2 separate regions of the Mus musculus genome follow, and region 2 is linked to region 1. Evidence: chromatin loops called from intact Hi-C (ENCODE). Cell type or tissue: left cerebral cortex. All regions are shown on one strand.

The links. Peaks named below come from ENCODE experiments on the same cell type or tissue, not always from the same donor. Only the 100,000 strongest peaks of a DNase experiment are listed, where the experiment ranks them.
Region 2: a loop joins it to region 1, with 2.8 times the contacts of the local background. A loop is called at or near these places in 4 of 42 quality-filtered maps.

The regions. Positions count from the first base shown.
Region 1 is chr3:10,124,250-10,129,249 of GRCm38, forward strand. No RefSeq gene overlaps it. Among named protein-coding and RNA genes, the nearest start is that of Pmp2, 57 kb to the right of the region's middle. In left cerebral cortex, no CTCF peak of the experiment used is centred here; DNase peaks (open chromatin) are centred at 2,859 and 3,388; H3K27ac peaks cover 1,934 bases.
Region 2 is chr3:10,006,640-10,011,639 of GRCm38, forward strand. No RefSeq gene overlaps it. Among named protein-coding and RNA genes, the nearest start is that of Fabp5, 3.4 kb to the right of the region's middle. In left cerebral cortex, a CTCF peak has its summit at 2,922 (motif pointing right); DNase peaks (open chromatin) are centred at 2,967, 4,631 and 4,956; H3K27ac peaks cover 266 bases.

The sequences.
Region 1 (5,000 bases):
GAGAGGTGCAATGCATGCCAGGAATGTGTTGTTGCTGAGCAGGGCTGATAGAGTGCTTTACAGCCTGGAGCTTGTGCAGACTCCGCCCTTAAACACACTGCCCTGATCTCCCTAGTTCTGGGCAATAACAAGACATCGGAGATAAAGAAAGGTTCCTTTTCTGAATTGGACCCCTATGATCCATGCTGCCCCAGGAGGCCACTTAAGTATCTGTGGCCTGCTGCCCCAGGCCATATGGAAGCCTGAGGTTTACATCAATATCCAGGGTCCTTTAATAGGCTGGGGCCAAGTGTTGCTACCTGAAGCCATATTGATGTCTGTGGGTCATACTACTGCTGGTGGGGCATGTGGATGTCTTTGGCCTTTGTGGCAACTGAGGGCTATGGTGGTGTCCATGGCCTGTCTATGGTCTGTTCTGCCATTGGAGACCATGCTGAGGTTCATGTCTTATGCTGCTACAGGAAACCATGTGGAAGTCCACGGTCCCTGTTCCTAAAGGGCAAGGGAGTCCTTTTTGACATGGCATTGATGACTAGAGACTCATAGTTGAGAAAGAGGGGCATAGAAGGGACATGTGACAATTCCAACCTCCATGCTATCCCACTACTCAAAAACAGTAACAGTCTAGACAGAAAGTCATCAAAGAGAACTCTTAAAAATTGTGATAAGGATGCTGAAGTATAGCTCTCCAGAACTGATGGTTTCTGATGGGGCTGCAGCTAGGACAGACTCAGGTTGTTTTGTTTTAAAGGGGCTGGCCACTGGGAAATTGGCTATGCTTCTGTGAATAGATGGGCAACACCATCTGGACTTGTTTTCCTCTCCCCCTCCTCCTTCTTCTCTTCTTCTCCCTCCTCCTTCTTTCTTTTTTATGGGGGATCACAAAGGCAGGGGCAGGCTTAGGAGGACTAGAACACAAGTTTAATCTGGGTTCGTAATGTGAAATTCTCAATAAAAATATTATGGAAAAAGACAACTTCCATAAAGAATGTAGATATGAAATTTTCTCCCTAAATTGTAGGGGTGAACAGGGATGAGTTCCTTAAATAAAATACTGAGGAATAAGATGACGAAGCTGAGAGTATCATATTCCTCAGCCCCTTGCCTGGCCTCTAGCAGAGTTTTGAATGATCAGTTTTGTTTTCTGTGAATATAACACATAACAGATAACATTCATGTACACACGTGGCGTGTGCCTCTCATGCTGCTCTGACACTAGTGAAACATGAGGCAGAAAGAACATGAGCCCATTGGATTCCACATGAGTGCTGTCAGAGCAAACCCACGGATAGTGCTGTGGTTATACAAGGGAAAATGATTCAGCCTTTAAAAAGAATGAAATCCTGTCATTTGCAATAATATTCATAAACTTAGGTGACTCTAAGTGAAAGAAGTCAGGGAGAAAGAACAAAAAATGAGTCTGACTTATTTCTGGAATCTGATCCAGTTGAACTTGGAGAAACACCCAATAGAATGTTGTTGCAAAGGCTGAGGTGGGGGAATATTGTTTGCAAAAGAAGAAATAAATGATAAATATTTAAGAGGATGGGTAAGGCAATTTTATCAATTGCTCCATACAGAATATGTCTATTTTATAAAATACTCCATAGGTATGGAATTATAATTTTGAAAAGATAATAACAATACATTTTTATAAATACATAGACCTATCTCTAAATCTGGTGCTGATACTTCTGGCCTGAGACCTTCAGGTAAATTGATGATCCTCTTTAAAGCCACTTCTTTCTTTTTTAAATTCATAAAACAGGAAAATAAAATCTAGATCTATAAGTCTTACAGGAATGAAACGAGATGTTTGTAGACTGCTTGGCCCTGGTCAGCCTTTGTCATGTATAATTAGTGTTCCAGAAATGCCCATAGTGGAAATATTTTGTGGTCATTTGTCCAGGATTTTCTTGATAGCTGGAATTCCATTTTAATGATGAGTTCTTGGCAGCACATCCTCTTAGTGTGTTAAGTCACACATCTGCACTGTACTATTCTTCTCAGACAAGACGCCTGTAAAGTGAATGATGGAGGAGCTGGATCCTCTGCCTGAGTTCTCTCATGCAGTCTGTCCTCCAGATGAACCCAGAAAGAGACACAGAAGATGACAACAAATAGGGTGACCTGTCACACTGCCCAGTAACTGTTAAGAAGCAAAATTGTAGAACAGACATGGAAGGACAAAGACTAAAGTCAAGGCTTTGGTAAAGAGGTCTATTAGCCAGCATGGCAGATGAATACAAATGTCACCCACAATCAAGGCATTGTATATTCTGAAATAGTCTAGAATTAATAAAAGTGTCATCTGGAACCATATCTCGGTCTCTGTTCCATTCTTTAATCTTGAGCAACTTTCATGGTGTCTGACTCTCTCTCTCTTTTCTGCTCACAGTGGGGATGGCAATGGTCTTCACAGACTGGCTAGGCGAAGGATCTGAGTACAACTCCTGCCATGGCTTAAAGATGGTAGCACCCTCCAACTATTGAAGTCACATCTCCAGCTTTGTTCTTTCAGTCCTGCTCAGCTTGCCTAACAATGCAACTGAAAACCCAGATGTGCCTGGAAGAACCCAGATGCATGTAAATCTCATGAATTATTACAATATTTAACTTTATTCTCCATTACTTTCACTATAACACATAGTTTTTTAAGACCTCTTGTGTCCAAAGAAACGGTGTCTACAGCAAAGAAACCCCGATTATGCAGTGAAAAGGAGGGCAGAGGATGCCAGAGGACGGAGTGTTGTATTTTTGGGAAAGCCTTAACAGGAACATTAGACTGGAACTGCTGCCAACGCTCTTCATCATGCCAGGAGGGGATCGGATCAAATGGGAGACACCATGGAGACCAGGAAAGAACTGCAAAGAGCTCCTGGCTAGCTCTCAATTCTGAGTTCTCATTAACAGTCATGAAAAACAGACAAGCCTGTCGTGTTCCAGAGCCTTCCGATTTGTGTGAGAGGAGGTTATAGAAAAAGAGTTGCTTGAGATGTCCAGTCACGCCTGGGAACGTCGGTAGGCTGTTTGGTGTGATTCTAATCCTGATCACAGTTTGGGGTACACAAACCACCATCTGCTGTCATGATTTGTCTCGGTCCTTTTAACCGGAGTGTTTTAGCAATCACATTGTGGTGCTTTCAGGTAAGACAAATGCTAAAGGCAAATTAGCCCTGTGAATTAAGGAGCCACGCTATGACAATAAGAATTAGCAAGCAGTCTGCAATGTGTGCTTCCTAAGGGACGGTGTTATGGAAAAATCTCAGCATCAATTCCATTAACCAGAGTGCCACTAACAGTTGCCCTACTTCCCTCTTTTCTAAGCAGACAAATGTTACCCTCATTTCCAGGCCTGTTGAGCTTGCCTAACAATGCAACTGCAAACCCTGCTGTACCTGGAAGAACCCAGATGGTCACGTGAAAACTCATCGATGTTGAAGGTCACTGGGTGCACTGATGTTATTTGTAGTTGTCTGTTGCAATTCCCATAAACTGGAAACTCTGCTCAGGTGATGTCTGGTCTAATGCCTCCTCCCTACTAATGCATTGCCAACACTGAAAAAAGAACTCAACAAGTGATGAGGCTTCAGGAAACATGACCAAAGCAAATCATCTCCCTGATTCCTGCTGTCTGTCAAGCACTGAGTCAGGTTCTGAATATGATCAAACTCCAGTACTGGAAATTTCCACAGTATAGAGATCCAGGGGAACACAGAGAAGGAGGTCTGGCCTCTGCTAGTCATACCTTAATGCACAACATGGTGAAAGAAAGAAAGGTGGCTCAACAGGTAATGTCAATTGCCACCAAGCTAATCACCTGAGTTTCATCTCAAGACATACACAGTGTGAGGAGAGAACCGGCTTCTGAAAGTTGTCCTCTGATCTCTACATGTGTATGTCATTGCAACTCTCCCTAAATAAATCAACAAGTAAACAGTTTTGAAAAGAAAGACTTGGGGAGTTACAGTAGGGGGGCAGTTAAGCTGGTAATGGACCAGGATGTAGCAATCAGCAGACAAAGTAGAAGAATGAGACTATTCTAGACAAAAAGAATAGGGTGCTTAGCCAGGCAATGGTGGTACACACATTTAATCCTAGACCTTGGGAGGCAGAGGAGGCTCTAAGTTCAAGACTAGCCTGGTCTACTGAGCGAGTTCCAGGATAGCCGGGGCTACACAAAGAAATCCTTTCTAAAAAAGAGCAAGCAAAAAGAGAAAAGCCAAAACCAAAACCAAACCAAACCAAAACCAAGGTGCTTAAAGTGCTTTGAGGTTTGTGAATCTATAGGAAACCATATGTAAAAAGCATGACCAGCACTCCGGCCCTGTGAGGTGGCTGGCAAAGGCTTGAAAGGCAACCAAAGAGAACTTCAGCCAGTTCAGGAAGGCACTGAGGATAATTGCACTGGAGAATGTTGGACTCTGCATAAGTGGATGAAGGATGGGGATGTAAGAGCAAGGTACCCTGTCTTACAGGGACCACTGATGAAACAGATGCCTGGATTCGAAGGCACTCACCAGGATGGCAGTGGTTATGGCCAATAGATAGAGGCTGAGCTAACAGGATTAGCTAACTAAAGGAGGTGTGGATTACACAATGGCTTCTTTCTGCAAAGATGAATATACCCAGATGGCGTTTATTATGGCAAAAGACAGAAGAGCAGGAACAGCTTCTGGGAAATGAGTTTGGCTTAAAGATGTCATTGAGGGCATCAGCATTGATAATTGCATGGTGATGAAGACCAAGTCATTGGAATGTGTCCCCAAAGCTCGAAAAACAATGCCAAAGCTGAAACTGCGTTAGGAATGGTCTTCTTTAGGAGTGATGATTGCAGCTTTAAATGAGATCAGGAGACATGTCAGCGAAAGAGACAGGAAACTACGGACTGAAGATTGAGTAGAGAGAGCATAGAGTGTCATGGTGGGAGTGGAGTGCTGAGGGTGTAGCCATAGAAACCAGAGAGGGGTTCTTTACAAAGGAGAGGAATGGTCAGTGTC
Region 2 (5,000 bases), 120 kb before region 1:
ACCTGGGCAGTAAGTTATCTGGGTAAAATCAGTAGCTCATTGGAAAATATACAGGTAGTGGTCCTGAAATAAGGGAAAGGTGTAATTGACAAGAAAAGACTTGACTTCTTCTGATACAGAAATAGTATAGAGGGTGGTGTGTGTGTGTGTGTGTGTGTGTGTGTGTGTGTGTGTGTGTGTGTATTTGAAAGTTTTAAAGAGCAAATGTGGTCCTAACCTGAATTTAGTATATACCAAGGTTTAGGAGTGGAGATTTAGCTGGATGCTGGATTGAGGGAGTTGGCAGTGTCAGAGAGATTGAGAAGTTATCTTGCCTGGTAGGACTGTGTCTTTAAGACTTAGAATACTGTCCATATGAGACATGAAACAATTAGCCAGGGCTATGTGTTCTTTACAATCTGTGACCATGAGCAGGTAACAAATGTAATATCCATGAATACACATGTCTGGGTTGTAGGGGCTTATGTGTAAGTCAAGAGTATATTCACCTTGTGCAAAAAAACCTTTGATTCGGAACTGTTAGAGCATCCGTGTTATCTTGAAACCACTCACCCTTTAATTATTCCGACTTTTCCAGTGCTTCACTTTCCTTCTGGCCATTACCTAGTCCAGTTCATTTAGCAACCATTTATTTGTTTGTGATCTATTATTTAAGCAACAAGTAAGTTTTACTGGCAAGTCGTGCTAGTCAGGTGGTATAGGAATAAAACTGCTTTATGTAAAAAGAGAGTTCTTATGTCTATTTTTAAAAGTTCCTTAAGTAGAAACAACCTTATGACAATTAAAACAAGAGTCTTTATTTGGTGAATGGTGGCTAGTCAGAGGTCTTGGACTTGATACGTTGACAGTTGTGGGGTTTTATATTCTTGGTGTGTCTGAGGCTGATTTCTGAGCCTTGGTTTCAGCTGAGGATTTCAGCTGAGGACAACTGACAAGATGCAGGTCTATCATGTATCTGCAATGAAATCCTACAGTTTCCCTTTGGAAGCAGCTCTGTGGTTTTTCTTATAGGAAAGCCCTAACTAGAAGCGAGGTAAACAAAGCAAGTCAACAGTAGAACAAGCCAGACTTAGGCGAGTTCACAGATTTGCTATACAACTTCAGGGAGGCATTAAACTTTAACAGACGCAGGCTCAAACCTGCTCACCTCCACATGCCATTTGCAGCCTTTGCTCAGGCCTCCTGGAAAGTGGACAGATAAACAGCTGCCCCTGCCAGATCGGAAAAAGTTCAATGACTGAATCAGATACATTTAGTCAATTTGATTTGTTTCCTGTTTGTCTTCTGGAGTCTTGAAAGGATGAGTTAGACAGACAGACAGACAGACAGACAGACAGACACACCAAATCAGCTGATACTCAGTTCTCATACATGAGATAGTATTTGAATATGACCCATGCATAAGCCCCCATAGACTCTGTCTCTAAGTACCAATGCAATGTAAACTCAATGTGAAGAGTTATGTATAATATTATAATGAAATTTGCAGGAAAATGATGCACCTGAAAAGTGTAATACTTATCAAGGTGACCTAAACTCAGAAAATAAACCTCAAATTTTCTTCCTCATATGCAGATCCTAGCCTTTAATGTATACATGACTGTATAGAAACAGTGGTAAGGGTAAGCATAGTATAAAACCTAGGAGGACAAAAGAGGCTCATGTTAGGCGATGAGGAGGGTATGGAGCAGGCACGAGCACACACAAGTCACCAGGAAGACGTAAAGCTCGTTTAGTTTTATAGTTTTGACTCCACCATGTTTCTCTTCTTTATTTGTGGTGGGTATTTAAGTTGAACGTTCTGGGTATTAAAGTAGTAAGAGCCATTGTTATACTCCAAAGGAACCCAACATGTGTTATTGGTGTTAGGCTTTCCGATTCTATTGATCATGTGCACAGTAGGAGTCAGTCGTAACTAAACAGCTGGTGAATACATGTGTCCCATTGACCCACTTAGAAAAGGCAATTTTAAAAAAAAATTTGGTTTTCCCACTTCCTATTCCAAACTCTTTAAATCATTCTGTTATAGTGTTATTAAAATGCAAACTATGTTGTTATAATAAACTAAAGTATGATGTTTAAATATAAAAACAAGAATTACACTGTGTTGTTTAGGAAATAGCAAAAAGATAAAACTCTCCATAAATTGATTAGACTCATTTTTCCTCAAATACTTTTTATCTACAGTCAGTCAAGTGTCTATGTGTGGAATGCAGAGATGGAGAGAGCAGATACTGTTCTCACATAAGGAGATAATCAGAACCACTGTAAGAGTGTAATATAAAAATATTTCATGTGCTGAGGTGGGAGTGGCCTCTTGTGGCAAGGTCACAGGTGTGGGTTTGGGCATCTTTTGCAACCTTGGTATCTGGAGCACGGTGCCTGGACTAGCAGTCTTAACGCCAGTAAGGACTTAGTAGATGAGAAGAGTCCAGGCCCTGCTCTGGACCTACTGGATCTGAATATGCAGTTCCAATTGTAGACTTGTCCAGTCTCTCACTAAAACATGAGAAGTGTTACTTCAGACACATCCCACTTTATACTTAGCTCTTCTGCCTTTCAAATGTATCTTGCCAGGTATTTAGAGAATACTTAACTGTCTAAACCTGAATTACTTCGGGTATTCTGTGCCATAATTTCTTTACCGTGGTGTTCTCTCTCTCTCTCTCTCTCTCTCTCTCTCTCTCTCTCTCTCTCTCTCTCATGAGCTACATTGCTAAGCCACCTATACTTACTGCCCTCAGGAATTATTGTAAAGGATGAGGAGCCGTGTGAGAGACGCACCTGCTTACACAACAGCTGCTAGGGTGTCTGTAAAGGAAATCACATTCCGTGTTCCAAAGCTACCTACCTGTGTCCACAAATGAGAACACAGGCCATCCGTGCTAATCAAATAAAGCCCGGGAGAAATACTTCGCTACTACCACTAGGTGGCAATAGAGTGATTTTTCAGCCTTTCCCTTCAGGGTCATGAACTGAGTCGCGCATAGATAGCTCAGAAACTGCGCGGGCCTCATCTGTTCTCAGGTGGCCAGAGGAAAAGCCTCAAGGAACGCTCGAGCCTTCATTTCTTTCCACCCGTGGAAAGCCCTGCTTAAGCGGGCCATTGACACGTCCCTGCAGCTCTAGTGGAGGAAGAGCTGGAGGAAGTAACACAGGTGCTACGGTTTTCAAAGGAGAGACCTGCATGCTTAGAGTTGATTTAGGTGAATCAAGAGTCTAAGGCCTTTCCTATGGATTCTTGTTGGCCTCTTCAAATCTGACCCTTAACTCGGGCTCATTCCGAAAGAAATGTGCACATTGTTGAAGCCATCTGAATGTGCCTAAGAAAATACTAAGCTTCTAACCCTAGACATGGCCAGTGGGCTAAGTGTGAGCTGTGGTCAGGGACGCATGAAAATCTGAATGTAACTACTAGGTTTGAAGGCGGCATCTATTTCAAAGGCAGGCTTTCGATTGTGTGGAGAGTATTGAGCATGTTCGAAAGAACAAAACAGCAACTTCGTAGTGAGATGGGAGCCATACTGTCAGATTAATGTATATGTCAGAAACAGTCACAGCCAATATTTGCAATGTGGACTGATGTATGAAATCGGGAAACGCAGGACACAGTGTGTGAATGCTAAAGACTGCAGTCGTGGTTCTGTGTACACATATTCACATAACACATGCACATGGACACATGCACACATGCACACAGACACACAGAAACTTGTAATAAAGGGGATGTAGGCCGTGGAACTTCTTGCAGCATGGTAGAGGCTTGTCAGATTTTAATTGTGTGAGGGATGATACAATAATTAGTGTCTTGGCAGGGTGGCTGTGGCCTCTTCTCTTAGCTTCCTTATAAGCATCATGAACAAAGGACAGGCAGGTGTGGTCCTGTTTCACAAGATCTTTCGTGAGAAACTCCTCAGTGCGATTCCAGTTCTACTACTCCGCAGCACCGGCTCTCTTAGCCTCGTCTCCTCTCCTGTGAAACTGGGATAACTTCCTCAGGAATCGCAGGCATTAAAATTCATCCGTGCAAATGCCAGGAAGGACCACAGAGGGAGCAGTAGAAACTCAACAAGCTGACCTTGTCTCCGTGGTGATAGCCCGTCTGGGTGGCGACAACTTCATTTCAGCCCATGTTACCTCCAATGAGGTGTGGGAGCAGGCAGGAAGATTCTGTAAAAAAGACAGTCTGAGAAAGGTCATTCCACACACAGAAGGGAACTGATGGCCTCAGTCAGTGGGATGTCGCAGCTCAGGACACATCAATATATGTATGGCCTTAGTAGAGAATGTGGCACTTCATGTATGTATGGCATATTTTGAGCTGGTCTGAGAAGCTGCAGGCCTTTGGATAGCTTTGAAAGGACGTACTTTAGACAAAGAAAATCATAAGTATAAATTGTCGTGCATTTGTGTGTGTTTGTGTGTGTATGTGTGTGTGTTTACGGGCCTGCATGTGTGCACATGTATGTGGAAGCTAGTAGTTGACATCAGCTGTCTGCCACGACAGGATCTCTGACTGACCCGGAAGCTTGCCAATGCCGGGTGGGCTGTACCAGGGAGCTGCAGTTCTAGGTGCAGACACAGCAGCAGCTTTTGTGTGGGTGCTGTGGATCTGAAGGAGTCTTCCATCCTGGGTTCACTTCCTCAGCTGCAGGGCAGCGTGACTGCAGTAAATTCACTTAGAGTTATTGTATATATCCAACCTAGTAAAAAATTATGGCTCAGCTGCCCTCAAACAGACTTAGGACATTTACATTGGCCTGTGGTTGGGCAAATTATCTAATACAAACCTGAATCCTAACAAAGCATGGACTATCACAGGTGGCTTACTAAAAATGACACTGAAAGTGAGGATCAGTAACTGTGTAATGACAACTTCCGCAAGGGTGTTGGCCACACCTGTAATGTCAGCATGTGGTAGCTGGAGAGTGATGGTCAGGAGCTACTAGCTGCATATGGAGTTAGAGGCTAGCCTGGGCTACATGACCGCTCCATAACCT